2 separate regions of the Homo sapiens genome follow, and region 1 is linked to region 2. Evidence: read pairs that join two places in POLR2A ChIA-PET (ENCODE). Cell type or tissue: A673. All regions are shown on one strand. Links, peaks and the distances in the headings refer to the core of each region. The heading gives the core; the rest is flanking DNA.

Evidence for each region. Peaks named below come from ENCODE experiments on the same cell type or tissue, not always from the same donor. Only the 100,000 strongest peaks of a DNase experiment are listed, where the experiment ranks them.
Region 1: POLR2A ChIA-PET joins it to region 2 with 7 read pairs; 8 of 35 experiments call an interaction of 5 or more read pairs at or near these places.

What each region holds. Positions count from the first base shown.
Region 1 is chr6:116,434,703-116,446,277 of GRCh38, forward strand. It overlaps DSE (dermatan sulfate epimerase), which reads left to right. Exons shown (of 6, transcript NM_013352.4): 6 at 885-10,159. The coding sequence ends at 2,643. Among named protein-coding and RNA genes, the nearest start is that of CALHM6, 21 kb to the right of the region's middle. In A673, for the core only: no CTCF peak of the experiment used is centred there; a DNase peak (open chromatin) is centred at 4,289; H3K4me3 peaks cover 490 bases.
Region 2 is chr6:116,353,630-116,365,610 of GRCh38, forward strand. It overlaps a transcript of DSE not described here. Among named protein-coding and RNA genes, the nearest start is that of DSE, 11 kb to the right of the region's middle. In A673, for the core only: no CTCF peak of the experiment used is centred there; no DNase peak of the experiment used is centred there.

The sequences.
Region 1 (11,575 bases), core at 1-8,000, 79 kb after region 2:
TTAATTAAGCCAACATTATACTAGACCTAAGTAGAGATATAATTTCTGATGTCTTGAAACTGAGACTCTAGAACAACAGATGAAACAGTCAATATCAAACACCAATAAGATTAACTCTAGGTGATTGATTTACTTTAGGGAAAAGTACATAGTGCTAATAATAAACATTTATCATAAATGAAAATAAGAAGTCATTTATTGTCCAAGAAGCATGGCATCATCTGCAGATTAAAACAAAACCAAACCTTTGGACCTGGCTGGTCAGTAGTAGGCACAATTATAAATCCCTCAATATAAGACAGTTTGCTGAAACTTCATCCATTTATATTCTGAGATGTGGTGTTGGTGATACATTTTATCTAATATGTGAAGTTCTCCTCTATTTCAGTTTATTTTTTCAAGGAAAAAAATCTTGAGGGAGAACTCTTTTCAATACCAAACATTCAATAATATCAGTTACTGCAGAACTATACTTTATTACAACTCAAGGCTTGTTAGAGTCCAGATTCTAACATGGCATTTCTAGAAGAGGAGCCCCTCAACCAGAAATTTGGATGAAGTGCTTAAATCCATGAGGCCCAGTAGTTTGAATGGTCACTCTGACATCATCAAGTGAAGATAGTCCATGTAGAGATTAGAGCAGAAATCATTTCGGGCCCAAACCCAAGGATCACAAATGATAAAGAAATATTCCTCTTCCAGTCACCAAGGGTTTCCCTTTGTGCATACTGGTTGTCCTTGGATATTTTTAGAATTGTCCCTAATATACTCTGCACTGCCAGTGCTCTGGGTAGCATTTGTGTGTCGCATCTTCCACATTACCATGTTATGTGTTATTTTCACTGCCATCAGAAAACCATTTAATTTTTCAAAATTAATTTCAGGTATGATGGCAGCTTGAAATCGGTTCCTCCTCCAGACTTTGGCACCCCTACACTGCATTATTTTGAAGACTGGGGTGTCGTGACTTATGGAAGTGCACTACCTGCAGAAATCAATAGATCTTTCCTTTCCTTCAAGTCTGGAAAACTGGGGGGACGTGCAATATATGACATTGTCCACAGAAACAAATACAAAGATTGGATCAAAGGATGGAGAAATTTTAATGCAGGGCATGAACATCCTGATCAAAACTCATTTACTTTTGCTCCCAATGGTGTGCCTTTCATTACTGAGGCTCTGTACGGGCCAAAGTACACCTTCTTCAACAATGTTTTGATGTTTTCCCCAGCTGTGTCAAAGAGCTGCTTTTCTCCCTGGGTGGGTCAGGTCACAGAAGACTGCTCATCAAAATGGTCTAAATACAAGCATGACCTGGCAGCTAGTTGTCAGGGGAGGGTGGTTGCAGCAGAGGAGAAAAATGGGGTGGTTTTCATCCGAGGAGAAGGTGTGGGAGCTTATAACCCCCAGCTCAACCTGAAGAATGTTCAGAGGAATCTCATCCTCCTACATCCACAGCTGCTTCTCCTTGTAGACCAAATACACCTGGGAGAGGAGAGTCCCTTGGAGACAGCAGCGAGCTTCTTCCATAATGTGGATGTTCCTTTTGAGGAGACTGTGGTAGATGGTGTCCATGGGGCTTTCATCAGGCAGAGAGATGGTCTCTATAAAATGTACTGGATGGACGATACTGGCTACAGCGAGAAAGCAACCTTTGCCTCAGTGACATATCCTCGGGGCTATCCCTACAATGGGACAAACTATGTGAATGTCACCATGCACCTCCGAAGTCCCATCACCAGGGCAGCTTACCTCTTCATAGGGCCATCTATAGATGTTCAGAGCTTCACTGTCCACGGAGACTCTCAGCAACTGGATGTGTTCATAGCCACCAGCAAACATGCCTACGCCACATACCTGTGGACAGGTGAGGCCACAGGACAGTCTGCCTTTGCACAGGTCATTGCTGATCGTCACAAAATTCTGTTTGACCGGAATTCAGCCATCAAGAGCAGCATTGTCCCTGAGGTGAAGGACTATGCTGCTATTGTGGAACAGAACTTGCAGCATTTTAAACCAGTGTTTCAGCTGCTGGAGAAGCAGATACTGTCCCGAGTCCGGAACACAGCTAGCTTTAGGAAGACTGCTGAACGCCTGCTGAGATTTTCAGATAAGAGACAGACTGAGGAGGCCATTGACAGGATTTTTGCCATATCACAGCAACAGCAGCAGCAAAGCAAGTCAAAGAAAAACCGAAGGGCAGGCAAACGCTATAAATTTGTGGATGCTGTCCCTGATATTTTTGCACAGATTGAAGTCAATGAGAAAAAGATTAGACAGAAAGCTCAGATTTTGGCACAGAAAGAACTACCCATAGATGAAGATGAAGAAATGAAAGACCTTTTAGATTTTGCAGATGTAACATACGAGAAACATAAAAATGGGGGCTTGATTAAAGGCCGGTTTGGACAGGCACGGATGGTGACAACTACACACAGCAGGGCCCCATCACTGTCTGCTTCCTATACCAGGTTGTTCCTGATTCTGAACATTGCTATTTTCTTTGTCATGTTGGCAATGCAACTGACTTATTTCCAGAGGGCCCAGAGCCTACATGGCCAAAGATGTCTTTATGCAGTTCTTCTCATAGATAGCTGTATTTTATTATGGTTGTACTCTTCTTGTTCCCAATCACAGTGTTAGCACTGAAGCTATAAATTACCTGGTCATTTTGTGATCACAAGAGTCTATGCAAAAAAAAAAATTTCTTTACCCCAGATTATCAGATTTTTTTCCCTCAGATTCATTTTAACAAATTAAGGGAAGATATTTTGACACAAGAAAGCAGGAACGTGGAGAAATTGGAGCAGGAAAAGAAATTATCAAAGCAATAGAAATAGCTTGGTGGTCCTATGGTGTTTTTGGAAGTATTTGGCATTGCTAATTGAGCAGTCCATATAGTACTACTTTTAGAAGAAACAAAAAGTCTATTTTTTAAAGTAATGTTTTTTCTTATGAGAAAAAGGTTTAGATAGAATTGGGTTTTATTAATATTAATTTAATGCTATTAGCAATTTCCATATACTATATTGTGGAAAAGACTGAAGAATACAATTCTGAGAAATATAAAAAAATTTTAATGGTATACTCATGTTGAAAGATAAATGTTGCTAAGTCCTGGTATGATGGTGTGAGCTTCCTTGGGGAAGTACTTCTTGAGTTATGTAACTAACAGGATGTTTTACTACAGATCTGGATGGCTATTCAGATAACATGGCAAAAAATGATAGCAGAAGATCATTAAAAACTTAAAATATATTTTATTAGAAAACATTTATCTATGAATGAATATTTCCTTGATGCTGGTCTCTGCACACATATGCTTGGTTACTTGCATGCATTCATTGGTTGTTCAATAAGTGAGATGATTACAGATAATACTGTATTTTCCTTATATGGAAAACCGTTATAGACCCAATAACAACTAAACCTTTCAAAAGAAAATATTTTCTATTATGAATGTTGATTTTCATACCAAAGAAGATGGAGAGTCTAAAATTTGGATATGATTCTTATGTTTTTTTAATAGAAAACCTTCTTCAAGTTTATTTTCCTAAATAAACATCATAATTGTGAATTTTCTCTAGTATTCTTCTTCTTTGTTCCATTATATTCAAAATGCATTAACATTTTCCAAAATTTTTGAAGAGAGATCTTTATTTGGACGTGTATTCATTAAATATATAAAGTAGTGTTTGAATCAAAAGAAGTATTTTCTCTGCTTATTAACCTTAATTGTTGTTTAAGCATATTTTAAATATTTAAAACAATAGCCAATTCTGATATTTAAGTAGCACCCAACTTTTAAAAGCATAAAATTTTCAATCAACTCCTCAGAAGGTAACAGCAGCATAGAATACTAGAAAAATAATCCATAGTTTCTACTTGAGCATAAGAAAATGATATACTTAAAAGGAACTTAATAAATTATCATACATTCAGCATATTTGAGTCATATATTTCTCCTTTGAAACAAAATATGTTCAGCTCAAATTTTACAGTAAGGACACACTCACTGATTTATAGGTGTAAAGTAACAACAGTAACCTTTCCTCTTACTTGCTCTTTTAGTTCACAGCAATACCAGTATGTAACCAAAAGACAAGCTAGAGAAACTTTTAAGTACCTTTCTGCAGTTCTAATTTGAACCTTCTTGCATAAAGAAAACACAAGTTTGACTTTTAACTGTGCTTCACTTATTATGCTTGGAATCTAGAAAACGACTTCTGAGGAAGTAATTTTTTTCCCCTCTCATGGAAAGTCTCTAGGGAGGATGTCATTACACACTGTTTAAAAGAATAATGTTTTCAAAAGAATAATGCTTCCGTTTGTCCTGCATGGATGCTCTTACTAGGATTTAAACTTGCTTTATGTGACAGATTCTCCATTTACTTAACCTCACTCAACATTCCTCTCTTTTACTCTTTCTCACTCAAAAGGATGAACTGTCTGAAATGATCAAAAGGAAATTTTGAAAGAAAAAAAAAAGGAAAATTATTCTTTGAGGTTACCAAGCAAACCTGATCTCAGATCCAAACTGAGACATACTTTCTAACAGAGATGAAAAGTGCAAGTGAGTGCCAAACTCGCTTTTCTTTTGTTTTCATTAGGTTAAGGCTTGACAATACGTTAGTCGCCACAGCATGATCCAGTGTAACATATTAGTTCATTTTAAAGTAGTCTTTTTAAAATACGCATCTTTAAAACAAAATGAATTAAAATTATGTGTTTTTTTTTTTTCTTCTAATGAACCTGGTATTTATTTCCTTAAAAAGAAACTTCCTCAGGCAGTGACTTAAGTGGTTAAGTGAAAAAAAAAAATGCTGAAACAAATCACCCCTCTTCATAATGAAACATGTTTTTTTTAATCAGGGATAGTGCATATTTGAGTAAAACTAGGGAACTTTTTGTAACTTGAAAACAAAGCAATGTTAAATCTCCCTTGAAACTGAGTAATCAGTTATGGAATCTGTTTCAATGCTGCTCACTATGACAGGAATGTTTCAAGTTCATTTGATAATATGTGAGCTGTTGTTCAGGGGATTGGCAGGACTCTTGGTCCTAGCCTTAAAGAAAATTTGAGAATCACTAGCATACAGAGCTTGTCAGTGCAGTAAAAGTGGTATATTCCTGGGAAGCTGAGGTGGGAGTATTGCCTGAGCTTAGGAGTTCTGTGCTGCAGTGAGCTATGACTGTGCCACTGCACTCCAGCCTTGGAGACAGAGTGAGACCGTGTTTCTCTCTTTTTTTTTTTTTTAAGTATATTCCCTTGTTTATAACTGATTAGCTTATTTCAGTTGATGGTAGATGAGACCTATGGTGGTGGATGAGACCCAGAATTTTCAGAGAGAACATTCTTTTGACAACATTGTTTTAATCGTCAAAGTCAGGTGGAAGACCGTGTTCTGGAACTATTTTAATTGTTAAAATGTATCACCTAAGATAATGAATTCTTCCACAAATATTTTAGTCATAGTTTTTAAGTACCACGTATTCTAAGGTTATCAGAAAATATGTCTTAACAGAATGTTTTGCATACTGAATAATTTGTTTTTGAAAAGGAAAATTTACATTTGACTTACTCAGTTTTTAAAAAATTATTTTTATTTCTAGAGACACGGTCCTTTCTGCATCACCCAGGCTGAAGTGTAGTGGCGTGATCGTAGCTCACTGCAGCCGCAAACTTCCCATCTTAAGCGATTCTTCTGCCTCAGCCTTCCAAAGTACTGGGATTAGAGGCATAGGTCATCATGCCCGGCCAAGTTAAAAAAATTTTTGATAGTTCACAAACCACTCACAAAAGAATCTGAAATTTCTCCAAGTGTTAAGAGAAAGCAAGCTATGAAATGCTATATTTGTAGGCTTAAAAGTAAATTAGTGTGTTTTCTTAAAAATCTAAACCAAGATTAAAATGAATATAGTCATAGGTATGAGGGGCATGTAATTTATCTTCCGACTGGAGATACCTTTGAGAGTTAAAGGAGGAGCAATTAATTGTTATTCCAGGACAACAGATATAAATCGAGATTATACTAGGTGAACTGGGACATATGGTCATCTTTGTCATAGCTTAATTCAGGAAAAAAGGAGTTAGGGAAGTCTGAAGGTCTAACTCAAAGTTTGATGCTTTTTAAGCAAGTTTAGGGAACTTGAGATGACCTGATTGAGACCCCTAAATCTACAGATGAGGAAAGCAAGCCTCAAGCAAGGGGGGCCTGATCCTTTCCCTGTTCGCTGTGTATTCCCTGTCTGTGGCAAAGCCCATTGCCTTGATTCTCTTCTCTTTACTTTCATGTTGAGAAGTAGTTTCTTTCTGCAGTTTATTTAATTTACTGGCAAAATGACGTATTTTTTTTTCAGCAATGTTTCAGCTAGATATTTGCTTTATGCATGTAATGTCAATGAAGTACTCATAAGTTTTCAAGAAATGACTGATATAAATCATGTGTTCCACTACATAGTCTAAATATTTAGTATTTGGTCATCTATTTTAATATGTTCAAATTCTGTTAAACAAGACATAGTCACTATGTGAAGAATAAAAATAGACAAAGTTGCATTATGACTTTTCTTCTTGCATATACAGTTTCCCTCTTGGTTTTGGGATTTTTTTAATTGAAGTTTTATTTGGCATAAATTATGAACATACATGATTGAAAAAGTATAGTACTAGAAGCCTTATTTAAAAAACAAAACAATAAATTATCTGTCCCTTCCCCTCTCATTCTTAGTTTGTACTTCCCAGAAGTAACCAATTTCTAATTCTTTTGGCTGTTACATATATTGTGTACTTGTTTACAATAAGGTCTAAAACTGCCTACTAATGAAGCTTTAGCTCTCTTACCCATTCTTTATACTTATTGGAAGATAATAGGTGCTATGGAAGGAAAAGTCAGGGTAAGGAGACTGGGAAGAGGAGGCCATAATTTTAAATGTGGTGATCAGGTTAGGCTTTATTGATGTCTCCACTTCCATTCTCTGTGTCATTTTGAAAATCTATTTGCTGTTAATTTAATGGGGTTTTAGGAAGGAACTGAAGGAAATTTATATATTGAGTGCAGTATGTTTAAATGGAAGTCCCACAGCACTTTTCAGTTGAGTTAACAAATAACGAATGACAATAACATGTTTACAGAGCATCTACTATATGCCAAGTATTGTTTTAGGAACTGAAGATATGGTAGAGAATAGGAATAATAAAAGCTGGCCCTTGTATAGTTTATGTTCTAGTGGGAGCAAATAATAACAGTAATAGTGCAGGATGTCAAGTAGTGGTAAGTACTGTGGAGAATAAAGCAAGGGGAGGGGATGTAAGGTGATGGTGAATTGGTACTGTCCCATAAACAGTGGTTTCTGATGTGATTACTTATGATCAGACACTTGAAAGAAATAAGGGAATGAATCACAGGGACATCTAAGAGAGAGGAGCATTCCAGATAGAACAGCAGTTCGAAGGCCCTGAGCTCAGTATGTGTTTGGTGTATTTAGGACTAGGAGGCCAGTGTGGCTAGAGCAGAGTGGGGGAGGGGAGGGTGATAGGAATAGGATCAGATCATACATGCTCTCACAGACTGCAGCAAAGACTTGGATTATGAGTTGGGGAGTCAGTTGCAATGAACTGAGATGTGGCTGACTGCAGGAGGAATAAGTAGTAGGAAGCGGGTCCAGGAGGTTGTTTTAGCCATGTTAAGTTTAAGATACTTTCTAAAAATCCAAGTGGAGATGTACCAGCCTGGAATCCAGGGGCAGGCTGTGGCTGAAGATGTAATTGTTGGTGCCTTCTTAAAGGTTAAACAGAAATTTACTAGCTGTGTGAGAGGAGAAGTGCATTCTGGGTAAATGGAATAGAATAAAGAAAAAAGTACGAAAAAGCAAACCTGGTTCAGGAATTCTCCAGACTGGTGGTGTTGGCCCACAGGGTGTGTGATGGAGAATGGGTGAAGATGAAACTGAAAAGGCAAGCAGGGAGGCTATTGTGCAGGACTTTGTAGGACATGCTAAGGAATCTGGACTTTATTCTGCCATGAGGCTGCTCAACCATTTTTATGCCTCAGCATAACTGAGGGCTACAACATAACACCCATCACTCAACAAGCATGGCAGCGATTTTCATGGGATAGGAAATGTGTATGGGAGCAAAAGGGACATGGGTGAGGGGTGTTGATGATGCCACATATACCTGTGTGTATGTGAAACTTTGAAAAATCCCTGAGATGGCTCTGATATGCCCCCCATATTCCATATGTTTACTCCCTGGGGTGAGGTGGGGCAGGGAGGGGGTACCCTCTGCTTAGAAATCGCTGCAAGCAATGGCAAGCCATTAAAGAATTTTCTTTTTAAATAATCAGATTTGCATTTTAGAAAGGCAATTTTAGCTTCAGTGTAGAGAGTGGACCCAATGGGGAAGAGGTTAGGAGACCATTTCCATAGTCTGGGTAGAAGACAATTAGCTCCTTGAATAAGTCTGGAGAGGGAATGTTTAACTCCTAGCCCACAGGCAAAATGTGTGGCCAAAGGAATGAATATTTTGTGGAAGTATTGATCAGAAAGATAATGAGTCAAGGATCCCTAATGGTATATATGTCTGAGTCTTATTTAATATAAGAAGAGCATGGTTGCCTGCCATGGCTCTGCTGCCGTCACCCTGGCTATCCCTTAATAAGCCCAGGAAATTGTTCAAATATTTCTGCCATTTGTGTTTTCAGCTTGCCTTGTTCAGGGACTTCACATAGAATGGTATAACTGGAGTACAGGGTGTGTATGTAGTGGCGGGTGATAGAAAATTAGACTGGAAAAGTAGACCAGGCTCCAGGGCAGGAGGGTCTCTTTTCCTCACTCCATTTAATTTAAAAAAGAAATAGTTTCAATTATATAAGCATTGTGATTAATGCAGGCAGTTGGAGTACTTTCTAAATCAGAAAAGTAAAAGTGCTGCTCCTTCTGCATATCTCTAGAAATTTGTTATGGGGAAGTCTTTATCAAAGAATGTCCCTATGATTTCAGTAGAATTTCTTAAGAAAAGAGCTTCTAAAAACATTCAGTCAGCCCAGCACATTCCAAATTAAATAATGAGAAGTGTGTTTAGTATTTATTTAGGAATTCTTTTCTGAACAAAAAAACGTTTTCAATGGTCTAGGCACTTCCTTTTTCTTCCAAAGAAATGGTAATAACAGGACACTAGAAGTACCTTTCTGTGTAAAGCAAACATCTTGTCAGTTTTCCTTACTTTGTACTTTTCAGTCTCTGCTGTTTACCATTTTTGTCCAGGATCAGAGACCTCCAGTAAAATAAAAGGAATTTCTGTTTATTGTCTCCTTGATAATCTTGATTTCTAAACTCCTTTACTCCTCTCTTGAAGGTATTTGTTTTACTGACAAAAGAATGGATCCAGGTCATTTAGTAGAGTTCTGAAGAGAATTCTTAGAGCACTCTATATATTCAAACCTCCGTATTTTTTGATACAAAAAGGACTGATGAAAGGGAGACGTGATTCTTTTGAAAGATTAATTCACAGAATTTTTTATCACAGTTGAAATATCAATTGCAATAACAACTGAAAACTGATTGCTATTACTGAACACTGCCCTTAGGTGGCTCACTCTTAGAAGACACAAAGTCACTGGACTACAATCCTTTAGGGCAGGGATTGTGTCTCTTGCTCGTTGTATATACATGGTTCTTACACAGTGCCTGGCATTCAAAAAATGCATTCAGAAAAATTTGGTATTCAAAAAATGCTTGATGAATTGACTGACTGCCTGAATGAATAAATAAATTGGTGGATTAATGACTGAATGGAGTACAGAAGACTGTGGTCCCAGAAGACCTTAACATTGAGCTTGCTGCAGACTGAATGTTTGCCTCCTCTCAAAATTAATATGTTGAAACCTAATCCTTAATGTGATAGTATTAGGATGTGGGGCCTTTGGAAAGTGATTAGGTTATGAAGGTGGAGCCCTCGTGAATGGGAGTAGTATCCTTATAAAAGATACCCCAGAGAGGTCCCTTGTCCCTTCCAACATGTGAGGCTACAGTGAAAAGATGGCCATCTGTAAACCAGGAAGTGAGTCCTCACCAGATACCACATCTGTTGTGCTTTGATCTTGGATTTCCCTGTCCCCAGAACTGTGGTAAATAAATTTCTGTTGTTTGTAAGCCACCTAGTCTATGGTGTTTTTGTTATAGCAGCCTGAATGAGATAAGATAGAACATAGTTCTTATAATGAGCTAACATCACTAACCTCTCAGTTAGCTGTGAACTGTGGCCCTGAGAGATGCTCCAGCTAGATCCTAGAGCTGTTTCAACACTGTCACCTCTGAGCTATGTGGAGGCCTAAAATTCAATCTCCAGGACAGGGTACATGTGAAAGACAGATGTTAACAAGGTAAGCAAGCAGCTGCTTATATGATTGCTAAACACAGGGTGGTCCCAAGTGGGATCGAGAGCCCAGATTCCAAAGCACAACTTAAAATAACACACCATTTGTGTGAGATGTTGTAAACCACCAGTAATCAGCAGACTGTTGCTAAACTTCAGCCATTGCCCATAAGAATGCCTTGTGAGTTCATGACACTGTGCAATCGAGAAAGCATAGCCATGCCAGCAAAGCAGACTTCCTAGAGAACATAGGACAATGTGGTGTGGGTGTCAAGGGTGTGGGCAAGCAGTGTGGTTGGGAGGGTTGGTTATTCAGCTGGCTTTTCTGCGACACCTGCACACGTGGAGAGTCAACCATGGCACCTGTTGCCTAGTGCATGTTTTAAGAGTCTTATGGATGATGAGAGGACCTTCGTGAATTCACTACTGAAGATAGGTCATTTTTAATTAAAAAAATTATTTGGATGTCAGAGGAAGAAGTAGGGAATGAAAGAATATAATTCTGTAAAAGAAGTTTTGTTTCTTAAATGGTATGCAATGAGCCCACATGCAGGCTTATTTTATAAAATGTGCTAAAATTCATAAAAACATTGCCTAGTCCAAGTTTACGCCATTATTATGCTAAAGCTTACTAGATAGCAATGATAATAGCAGTCTTACTGAAGCCTAGCAAAGTTTGAAGAAATTTGTACGCATCTGCATACTGTAAGGAAAATAATAGCTACAGCCCCATCTTATAAATTAGGAAGCTAGGTTCAGAGAGGCTAAGAACTGTGACCAGAGACATACAGCCAACAGTAATTATGGATTAGAGCATAAAACTCAAAATAAAACAATGTCTAAACTTGAATTTTAATTATTTAGAGTGCTCAAAATGCTACATTATAATCATTAAAAATACTGAGTTATAAGCATAGTTACATCAAAACTATTAAACTTTCACCATAATTGTTTGCCTTTAATCTCATGAAACTTAAGTGAACAAGCAAAAAAATTGTCAAAGTAGATTATCTTTGTTAAAGATAGACTACTGGGCCAGGTGATGTACCTCACACCTGTAATCCCATACTTTGTGGGGCTGAGGTGGCGGATAGCTTAAGCCCAGGAATTCAAGACCAGCCTGGGCAACATGGTGAAACCCTGTCTCTTCTAAAAATACAAAAATTAGCTGGGTGTGGTGGTGCACGCCTGTAGTGC
Region 2 (11,981 bases), core at 2,566-10,565:
ACTGAGATTTGGGGAGGCTAAGTAAATTTGCTTAAGGTTATGGAACAAATACATTGCACAGCTGTTACTTGATCATAGATCTGACTGTCTCCAACCATTGGACACTTACTGTTGTCACATAAGGGGATTCAGACAGATATCTAGCTTATTTTATAACTGTTCTCATTTGATGAGAGATTGTCTATAAAGATGTTTGGTTTTTGTGAGCTTTAATGGCTGATGTAAAACAATTTGGTAATTATTTTAAATTTAAAAAAATCTTATAATCAATCTAAACATACTCCTATGTCATATACTGAGACTCTTAGAAAATATTTTAGAGTAGAGGCAAGCAGTCTTCAGATACTGAATTATAATGCCTATCTACTTTTAAAGAGTGATATGACACCACTTTCAAAAATCTAGACTTCAGATGGCTTCCAAATGTACACCTATATCTACAGCAATACTTGGATATAGTATTTCCTGAAATATAGTCTTTCTCTTAAAGAAAAAAAGAATAATATTAGTTCAGGTCCTTGATATATGAGGCAAGGATTAGAGATTTGTTAAGTAAATGTTGACCCAGACTATATAACTCTAATGAGCAAAATCCCTTTAAAATTTTTAAGGAGATGGGATAACAGTAAGTAATATTTATTGAAAGCCTGTTGTGTGTTATGTGCTACTAGGAGCTTAGACAACATAACCTCATGTGGACCTTACAACTGCTCTGGAGGTCAGTCATTGTTCTTGAGTCGGGCTCTTTTTTCTGGTATAAGAAACAGAGTCACCCCCTCATGCTGTCTCAAAAGGCATGAGTTATTTTAAGGGAGAGTGGGTGGAGGGTTTGTACAGTAAGGGAACCAGGAAGCTCATGGAATTGTCATACAATCTGGCCTTACAAGCACTTCAGTTACAACTCTGTCAAAATGGGAAGGGGCTCAAGAAACTTGCTTTTCCCATCTAAGGAAAGGATGGTATTTTCTGGCTTTTGGTGAGGTGATTTATCTTCAGAATGGGTCTAATCTGAAAACAGACCCCACTGGGCAGAAACATGAAATCCATGTTCATAATTATGTAAATGAAATGAAAATTACTTGCATTCTTATAACATCTATATAAAAATTATAATTTTCTGTTTATTTTCCCACAGTTTTTCCTGTAATTATATTTTTTGGTTACATTACTTTTTATAATAAAATAGTGACATGTTTTACATTACTTTTTATAATAAAATAGTGACAGGTTTTATAATAAAATAGTGACAGGTTTTATAAAAAGCCAATCTGTAATTGGCTTTTTAATGAAATGTGCTTTCCATGGAAATACGCCAAATTTGACACTGGTGTCAATTTCACTGTACTCATTCACATATATAATACACACTACACATTTTTACATAGACACATACATATATAAAGGCACACATACCTATATGCGTAATTCATTTAAGCATTTTTATTATTGGACACTTGAGTTGTTTTCAGTATTTTGCTAATTTAAACAACACCATGTTGAACAACTTTGCATACATACAGTTTCACACATACGTGCATATATTCTAAGGAGTGGAATTGCTGGATGCAAATTTACATACCTTTTAAAGATTTGTTACATATTTGTCCTCCGAATCCTCTCTCAAAGTATTGTACCAATTTATACTTCCCCCAGCATTATATGAGACTCACAATTTCTGTGTACCTTCCTCAAACCTTCACATTCTTCTAATTTGAGCACTTCAGGTATGACCAGACTGTAGAGCCTCAGGTTACTGCTTATTTACCAATTGTTTTTCAGCTGATACTTTTAAGCCTTCTACTCCAATTAGGCCACAGACTCCTATTTCCTTTCCTTTTAGGATAATGCTGGCTAGGGCTCATTTAGCCTAATTTCTGTTTTGTGCCCTAGTAGAGTAGCTTCCTTTGTCCATGCTTAAATGATTTCAGAAGTCTAAAAGCGAATTTTCCAATACATATACCCGCTTCTTTCATGTCAGTAAAATAAAAGCATTATGGGACTGCTCAATTTGATATGTTATCTCAACTAATCTGTTAATACTAAATTGCAGACACTCAAAGGTGAGAATCAGTCCTAGGAAGATTGTGAGCAACCAGTCTACAATGCAAATACTAAGCAGGCTCAAAAGCAGATCTATAACTACAGCTGCAGCTCCATCAAGGCAACAAGTGGACACATCCTGGCAAAGTACAATCTGACCTCCTTTGTTTTACATTTGCTCATTGTTCTTTAACACATTTTAACTTGAAAAAGTTAAATAGCCTTCAATAACAAGACAATTACACTGTCATAGAATTAGTGTTGAAATCTTCCAGCTCACATACTAGACAAAACATAGTTCGCCCAATAACTATCTGGAGGATCCCTGAAGAGGATGCTAACCACATGACTATTGCTTCCCTTATTCAACCCACCCCTGAATGGCATGAAGGCTGTTAGCTCAGAGTGAAGAGGCTTTTAAACGCTGTCCTGTAGATTGGTATGGACAGGCTGCACTTCCGATTTATCTAGAGAGATATAAGACATGATCCATGGCCAAGGTAATGGGGTGGGCTCAGACATTTTTAAGTTCCTCCAGTAATTTTGGTAAATAGTTCTAGTTTTTGGAACTATGGCTCAGAGCATCAAAGAGAAATGTAGCTCCTGCTCCCATCCTGTGAACTTTACACAACTGCCTAAAGCTATGATATCTAATATGGTAGACAGTAGCCACTAGGCACATGTGGCTATTGGCCACTTGAAGTATGCATAGCTAGTCAAGATTTCAAAGACTTACACTAAAACCATAATGTTTTGGACATAGGGGGTTACATAAAAGTATTATAAGACCTAATTTCATCTTTTTAAAAACATATTTTAATGTGGCAATAAAGCATTTAAAGTTACATAAGTGGCTTACATTATATTTCTACTGGACAATTTTGATCTAGAAGGCATAGGTTCCATAGCTCAGGAACTTTGAGTCATAAAATTTTAAAGTTATAGGAATCTTGTAGATGAAACAATTATCTCACTTTGCGAATGACGAAACAGGTACCCCATTGGTAAAGTGACTTATTCTGGTAACCTGAGTTGTTGGTAGAGCCAGGGTATTCCCGAATCCCACAACTCTGGATTTCCATCCAATGCTAGCTTCTCCCTCCCGTGCTGCTTGTCTTTGGCGACAGTAGCCACACTGAGTGTTTTAGGATTCCTAGAATTCTGAGGCATAGAAAGCCTCACCACTCATAGCCCCTGCTGTAGTCTCTGCTCACCAGATTCTGTTTGCATAACTAATGCGTCCAAATTCATTACTACAGAACCATAGTCATGCCCTTAAGCAGATGCCTCCTCTTTTCACCATCTCACATTATTAGTTTTGCCTCCACACGGAGCTATGGTTTAAGTGAGGCCTTAGTATCTTTGCAAAATATGGTTCCAAAAAACAAATTCTACTTATTTGAGTAGTGTGACATTCACTAATAATATTTCTCCCACCCGCATGTTTACTAACATTCTGGTTTTCTCTGGCATCCAGAGAACAATGTTTCTTCTTCTCCAGTACTAGTTAGAAGGATCAAGTGTTGATGGGTGGTGAGCCCCTCCCTGGCTCATGCCCTTTAGCCACAAAAACAAGTTATCAGCCGGGCACGGTGGCTCAAGCCTGTAATCCCAGCACTTTGGGAGGCCAAGGCGGGTGGATGACGAGGTCAGGAGATCGAGACCATCCTGGCTAACACGGTGAAACCCCGTCTCTACTAAAAATACAAAAAATTAGCCGGGCATGGTAGTGGGCACCTGTGGTCCCAGCTACACAGGAGGCTGAGGCAGGAGAAAGGCATGAACCCAGGAGGCAGAGCTTGCAGTGAGCCGACACCGCGCCACTGCACTCCAGCCTGGGTGACAGAGCGAGACTCCATCTCAAAAAAAAAAAAAAGTTATCTTTTTGCATGGCATCAGCAGAGCCTTGCTTATATAACAGTTATTTTAAGCCAAAAAATTGTTTTTCTTCTTTCTCATCTTTTAATAAAATATGTAAGAACTTTAATAGTGTTATTGGTAAGCATCCAAAATATTTAGAAACTACTTCCCCTACCACAGAAATATTTGCTGCTCTGAAGGGTGCAAAGGATCTACTTTCCCCAATGATTCCAAGCCAGTTGAGATTCATGCATATATGTCCCAAAATGTATTAAAATCCGCGTGCGCACGTGTGTGTGTATTTTTCAAAGTCAGTGCAGATGCATAGAAATGCCCGGCCCATGTCTGTTGCATTTTGATGTATTTCCTTCTGAATGCCTCAAGTTTAAGCTGATCTGTCAAGTATAGAATTTATAGGGAGTAATTAACCCAAGTCACTGATAAATTAAAATGTCCCTAGGCAAATAAGAGTATGTGAATAAATCTGATTTTTTAATGATTTCTTAGAACAGGTCACAGAAATACTTTCAATTTCAGTCCTTTACTGTCTAGTTGAATCCTTGCTGCTGGAAGAAGGCAGGCAAGTCTTCTTTGCCTTTCTTCAAAGCCTGGTATCCAATGCAGCAAAAATTCCTGATCATGAGTCTCTTTCCTACATGACTTGTAGGTGATTTTTTTGTTTGTTTGTTTTTTCTGCTACTGACTGTTTCTGATCATAGAGATCTAGGGCAATGACATTCACTTTGTGAATAGTAATAAATGAAAATGTCATGTTTGGAGATATAATATCACTACCATCTGTAATAGCAGACTGCAGCCTACATTGGCATAAATACTAGTGCCATACAATTATTTATAAATGGAGCTTTGTTGAGGGGAAGAGTTATTCTTTAATTAATAAAAATCTAAGACAAAGTGGTGATGGAATATGCCAGGTGTAGGGTAGAAAATGCAGTTCTTGGAAGTATCCTTCCCAGTGGCAGGAACTGAAGACTCCAGATCAACCAGGTGGACCTTTTCGTTGATGAGCTGATAGCTTCTAGGCTGTGGGGAACCTCAGGTGCCTTACAACTCCAACTACTGCAGAATTTCTTGTTGTGCCTCATAAACAAATGATCTTCCTATTGGAAGAGCTACGTGGTCCTTGGACAAACAAAGATAGTGTATTGCTTTAAACCTTATCTATTTGCTACAGTTTCCTTCTCCTGCCAATATGAGCATGCCTCTAAATGCCACAAGGTGTTTGAATTTAATCAAAGTTGGCTCTACTTTTGCCTTTTGTTTGGCTAAAGCATCAAGCCATCTTCTTGATGCTTTATTGTGTTTATCAGTCAGATTTATGTAGGTTAGAAAGCATTCAGAAGTCATTATTTCAGTTTCATAGTTCTTAGAGGTCTATACCCTTAAACTTTGAAAGTAAACATGAACAGTATCTCTCTACACATACACAGTAACCTCAGTGCAATGTTTTTAAGCTTCAAGTTGCAATCTATTAGTGGGTCTTGAAATCTATTTGGTTGATCAAATTCTCTTTCTTTTTTAATGAAATAGACTGAAATAAAAAATAGAAACATTGACTTCTGAAACTTTAATATATATATATTTCTATATCTTTATTGTCTATCTTCCTATTTATCATCTGCCTATCCATATTAGTTTTAGTTTAAAGAAAAGGTTTGAAGAAAATCTGCCTTAAGGGAACTCTCAGAAATAGATTATTAGAGTACATAACAATTCTTATGATTTCATGCTAGACTAAATAGGGAACACTTACTATACAAGCATTTGTAGGTTTGCCTCTATGATATCTTTCACAACTTCCTCCTTCTAAACCTCCATACTATTATTTTTTTAACGGTAGATTAGAAAAGGGGGTAATCATAAGTCTTAAGGATTTTAGTAATTGTTGTCAACCATCTATGATCAAATTTAAATATACTTTTCTTCCTATTTATAATTTTAGTTCAGCTACTGTAGTTATATAGCTTTTGTTTCCTATATATAGCAAATACTGTTTTAATATTAGTAAAATTCAGAAGCTTCTTGTCTAGGTTTAAATTTCAGAGAACGACAGCTGATAGATCAGGGATAAATAAAAGTTAGTATTATTCTTTCACACTCAGAATAAAAACTGTAATACAGATCATTAATTTCAGTACAGTGTATAGGACAGGTAATATGGTTAAGTGGAAACAGATAGGCTTTGCAATATTATTACAAATTAGGAATCTATAATACTTCCATTACTTTTCAAGCATATGCTAGCTCATCTATCGTTCTGAGTGTTGATGTAGCTCATTTTACTCACCAAATGGCATCTGTTGACTTGTGAGGCAAGATCTCTTAGGTTAGTTTGTTAAGCCATAGTCATTCTTAGTAGCATCCAAAGAAAGCACAGTTCATATGGCAACATTATTTTCAAATGATTCCCCACAAAATTGTTTTACTTAAAAACTTGCTTAAAGAGAAGGTATATTACACCATGGAATACTATGCAGCTATAAAAAGGAACAAGATCATGTCCTTTGCAGAGTCATGGATGGAGTCATTATCCTCAGCAAACTAACGCAGGAACAGAAAACCAAACACCGCATGTTCTCACTTATAAGTAGGAGCTGAATGATAAGAACACAGGGAGGAGAACAACACACACTGGGGCCTGTGGGTGACAGGGGAGGGAGAGCATCAGGAAACACAGCTAATGGATGCTGGGCTTAATACCTAGGTGATGGGTTGATAGGTGCAGCAAACCACCATGGCACACATTTACCTATGTCACAAAACACATCCTGCACATGTACCCTGGAACTTAAAATTTTTAAAAATTTTGAAAAAGGTAAGGAATATTTATCTGCATCTGCATCTGGAAAAAAAGTCATATCTTGACATGTATTTTAATATTTCATTTGTAATTTCCTGGTAATTTTACTTATTGAAACATGGGGAAAATATTCAAAAGCTAGTTTTTAAAAGACTTGAAAATAAAGGTCACACCATTATCCCTCTTTAAATAGAGCATGAATATTTGAATGAATTTACCAATTTAGTGTTAACTCTCAGTCCCTTTGTAACATTAGTGTGGATACTTAATATGTACATAAATTTGGAAAAGGTCGCCACGTTGGCCGCATCATAATTCTAATAAAGTCAGATGCTCAAATACCACTTTTAATAACTTTCCTATTAAGCCCCAGCACTTTAAAGATGATAGTTAATTTTGATTCTTCAGTTACTTATTCCTCTGTGATGAATTTGACATTTTTAATTTTTTTTTAATGCCTTGCATGCCTTGGGGAGAAAAGAAAAACTATGAGTTGAGTTTTCTGCTTTTATGTGCTAATATTTGTGCTGACTGCATGACAATTAAATTCACTGGTCAGAGTTCTGATGATTTGGGATACATTTTTTAAGATGCCATTTTTTACAGCTATTATTGTAAAATTTGAGGAAAATGACATCTATAATTTTTATCATAGAGCCATTTATATTCTAATATTAAAAGAGATTTTAAAATTATGTAACTGAAGTTTTTTGTTTTGTTTTTGTTTTTTTTGAGATGGAGTCTCGCTCTGTTGCCCAGGCTGGAGTGGCGTGATCTCGGCTGACCACAACCTCCGCTTCCTGGGTTCAGGCGATTCTTCTGCCTTAGCCTCCCCAGTAGCTGCGATTACAGGTGTACGCCACCACGCCTGGGTAACTTTTTCTACTTTTAGTAGAGGTGGGGTTTCACCATGTTGGGCAGGCTGGTGTCAAACTCCTGACCTTGTGATCTGCCTGCCTCAGCCTCCCAAAGTGCTGGGATTACAGGTGTGAGCCACTGCACCCGGCCGAATATAAGTTTTAACATCAAGAAATACCCATAGCTTCTTAGTTTATATGGCTTAATGAGCTTTTTTGAGATTTACAAAATAATCAGATTGTTTTCCAGAATTATTCCTGGACTCACAATTTGTAAGATTCTTTTAAAATATCTCAAGAGAGCTGGGTGTGATGGTGCACATCTACAGTCCCAGCTGCTCAGGAGGCTAAGGTGAGAGTATCACTTGAGCCCAGGAGTTTGAGGTTGTAGTGAGCTATGATCCTGCCACTGTACTCCAGCCTGGGCAACAGAGCAAGACCCCATCTCTGGAAAGAAAAATTTGTGTGTGTGTGTATCTCATAAGCCTCTGGCTGCTCTCCAAACTCTTATTTAGTCTTATCCAGTAGAAACACATTAACCATCAAATAAATCCTTGATTTTTACTGAAAAATAAAGAAGCTTATATTTAGCAAATGTACTATCACAATAGTACTTCTCAAAAAGTTCCTGTTTAATGCATTATGTCATCAACTGATTAATGAAAAGGGACTCACAACAAACGTGAGTCGTATCTGAAGCTACAAAATAGAGCTATTCTATCATCCTCCTTCTGATGAAAATTATCTAGACTATGTATTGTATTATATACATATTTTGTATATGTCATTATATTAAAATATATACCGTTTTAGACTGTAAAGACCCTCAGAGATATTCTGCACCAGTGGTTCTCAGATGGGATTCACTTTCAAAAGCTGTAAAACTTGTTTAGACTATGCATCCTGCAACAGGTAAACTGGAATCTCTGTGATAGGGCCCCAGGTATCAAAGGTTTATAAATTCCCTAAGTGATTCCAATATACAGTCTAAGTGTTAAGAACTATTGGCTTAGGCCAGTGGTCTTCAAACTCAAAGGTACATAAGAATCACCTGCAGAGTTTTTTAAAACATGGATTCCTGGCCCTCACCCCTAGAGAATCTAATTAAGTAGATCTGGGATTGGTCTGAAAATTTTCAAGATCTCAAGTGCTATGGACTGAATTTTGTTCCCCAAAATTCATATGTAAGCCCCAACCCCCAATGTGACCATATTTGGAAATAGAGCTTTTAGGATTAAAGAAAGGCAAAATGAGGTCATAAGGGTGGTGCCTTATAAGAGGGAGAAAGAGAAATCACTCTATCTCCATGTGCAGGCCACGTGAGAACATAGGCTACTGTCTGCAAGCAAGGAAGAGAACCCTCATCAGAAACAGAATTGGTTAGCACCTTGATCTTGAACTTCCTAGCCTCCAGCACCGTGAGAAATAAATTTCTATTGTTTTAGCCATCCAGTCTATGGTATTTTGTCATGGCATCCCAGGCTGACTAATGAATCAGTGATGCTAATAGCAGTGGTCCATGGACCATATTTTTGAGCACCTCTAGCCTAGGCCACATCCCCCAGAAATTTCGCTTTAATTTGTCTGGAGGTAGTACAGGGCATCATTTATTTTCCCAAAGTTTCCTGGGTGGTCCTAAAGTATAACCATACTTGAGAACAAATGAAGTAGAATGGTTTCTTCTATTTATAGCTAAGGACACTAAGACTCAAAAGAAGTTAAGTGATTTTCCCAAGTTATCATGGTTTATGCTACTGCTGATTTTTCCAAATGTACAGGGGAAGTAAAAACAGAATTTCTTCTAGGGTCAATTTAGTCCTAGAACCTAGAACTTTCAGTTTCCAGAATTAACCCATTAATTTCCCCCCAGACAACATTAAAATTTGTCAATTTCAGGCAGATTCATTTAAAGTAACTTTTCCATTATACTACAATCCAAGATTGTTGTATCCTATATCTATTTCTACTTTGTAACAGTTGCTTTTTTTTGCCACGTTTAATGACTGATCAGAAAGTGAGATATTTAAATATATATATACACACACACATATATGCATATATGTGTGTGCTTGTGTGTGTGTGTCTATATGATAGATACTTGCCACATGTTTAATGACTGATCAGAAAGTGAGATTTTAAAATATACATATATATACACATGTGTGTGCTTTGTGTGTGTGTGTGTATATATATATGATAGATACTTAGCTGATCTTCACACCACAACATTAATCTGCCCACCATGAACAGAAGCACTGCTATCAAGTATCAGCCTTCTTGTATAATAACAGGAAATTCAGAAAATTGATTCATGCAATAAAAAGATGGAAATTTATTAGAACTTTTAAATACCTTAATTCCCAGGTATAATCAGAGGAAAAATAACTCAAGATGGGTGAAAGTTTATTAAAGATTTCACCTCAAGGACAGGCATTTAGTTAGATAGTGATTTTACATATGTAGTGATGTGAACTTACATTGTTCATATATCGGGGAGAAATTACATCATAAGTAAAACAACACATTAAGCTTAACGCTGCTAAATGAAAGGTGCCATCCCCTGCACATTCTGAGTAGGCACTTGATTTCTTTCAAAAATCAACCTTATTTCTTCTTAGGCACTGATATTTTGTTAATGGAGCAAATGAATCTACATTTTTTCATAAATTGCCAGAGTTAATATGAAATATGCACTTCCCAAAAGGAGAAGTTAGTTGTACATTTTTGGCCAATGATTCAGCAAGGAGAAGTGAGAAAAAGAAAATCTGGCTAGGAATCAGGAGGCTTGACTTCTCCTTCCACTTCTAACTAATTAGCAGCAAAAACTGGTAACAGTCCCCATCTATGTTAACCTTGGTTTCTTTGTAAAACAAAATGGTTAGAATATAATTATTCCAAGTTTCCTTATACTTTTCTCACTTAGATGACAAATACTTCTAAGGAATGCTGTGTTTTTTGTTTGTTTGTTAAACTGTTGTTGGGTTTTTATTTTGTTATTTTAACATTTTTTTAAAATGGCAGTGTTTCCATTTGGCCAAGATGAGTAAAAATGGCAAAATCAAAATGTCACTATTAAAAAATCAAAAATGAAAGAAAACATGGAAAAAGAACCAGTGTGTATTCTTTGGAGTTTGGTGAGAAAGGACATAGAAACATGTCACTAGACTACATACTTAAGTTTAACATCAGCAAACTGTCGACTATTTCCCATCTAAAAGATACTATAAATGCAAAATAGCCAAGATTTTCTTTGCCTGACACGGGTAATCTCATCAGCAGAAGAAAAGGCCTGAGCAGAAGGAGAAGTCTGAATGGCCTGGCTGTTAAATGTTTTACTGGAATTCACTATGTGTAATACTCAGGCAGCAGAAACTTGAAGTGAAACATTAACTGCAATATGAAGTCAACTTCACTAGTTCAGCCAGTATTGACATCAAATATTATTTTTCCCAAACTGCATATCCAACAAAAGTATTTAGAAAGAAATACATTAGTGAGCTTGAGTTAATAAAAACTAATCTTCACAATATTTTATATAATTAATAAACCAGAAGAAATGTGGCAAATAAACATATTCTCTAATTAATACTTCCTTTGGTTCAAGTACCTGTTTAGTAACACTTTTTTTTTTTTTTTTTTTTTTGACACCGAGTTTCACTCTTGTTGCCCAGGCTGGAGTGCAGTGGTGTGATCTCGGCTCACTGCAACCTCTGCCTCTTGGGTTCCAGCAATTCTCGTGCCTCAGCCTCCTGAGTAACTGGGATTACAGTGTGCGCCACCATGCCCGGCTAATTTTTTGTGTGTGTTTTTAGTAGAGATGGGGTTTTGCCATGTTGCCCAGGCTGATCTCGAACTCCTGGGCTCAAGCAGTTTGCCTGCATTGGCCTCCCAAAGTGCTGGGATTACAGGTGTGAGCCACCTCACCCAGCCTATTTAGTAACACTCTATAAAACAGTGGTTCCAAACTTTTGGTACATTGGAATCACAGAGTTTTAAACACCTCAAACTTTCTAATTTGGTTGGTACAGACTATAACTGGGGCATCGGAAGTTCTTTTTTTGTGGGGGGGATGGAGTCTTGCTCTATCGCCCAGGCTGGAGTGCAGTGGTGCAATCGGCTCACTGCAAGCTCCGCCTCCTGGGTTCACGCCATTCTCCTGCCTCAGCCTCCCAAGTAGCTGGGACTACAAGCACCCACCACCACGCCTGGCTAATTTTTTGTATATTTAGTAGAGACGGGGTTTCACCATGTTAGCCAGGATGGTCTCGATCTCCTGACCTCGTGATCTGCCCATCTCGGCCTCCCAAAGTGCTGGGATCACAGCCGTGAGCCACCGCACGTGGCCGGAAGTTCTTAAAGCTCTCCAGATGGTTCTAATGTGCAGCAAAGTTTGGGAAGCACCA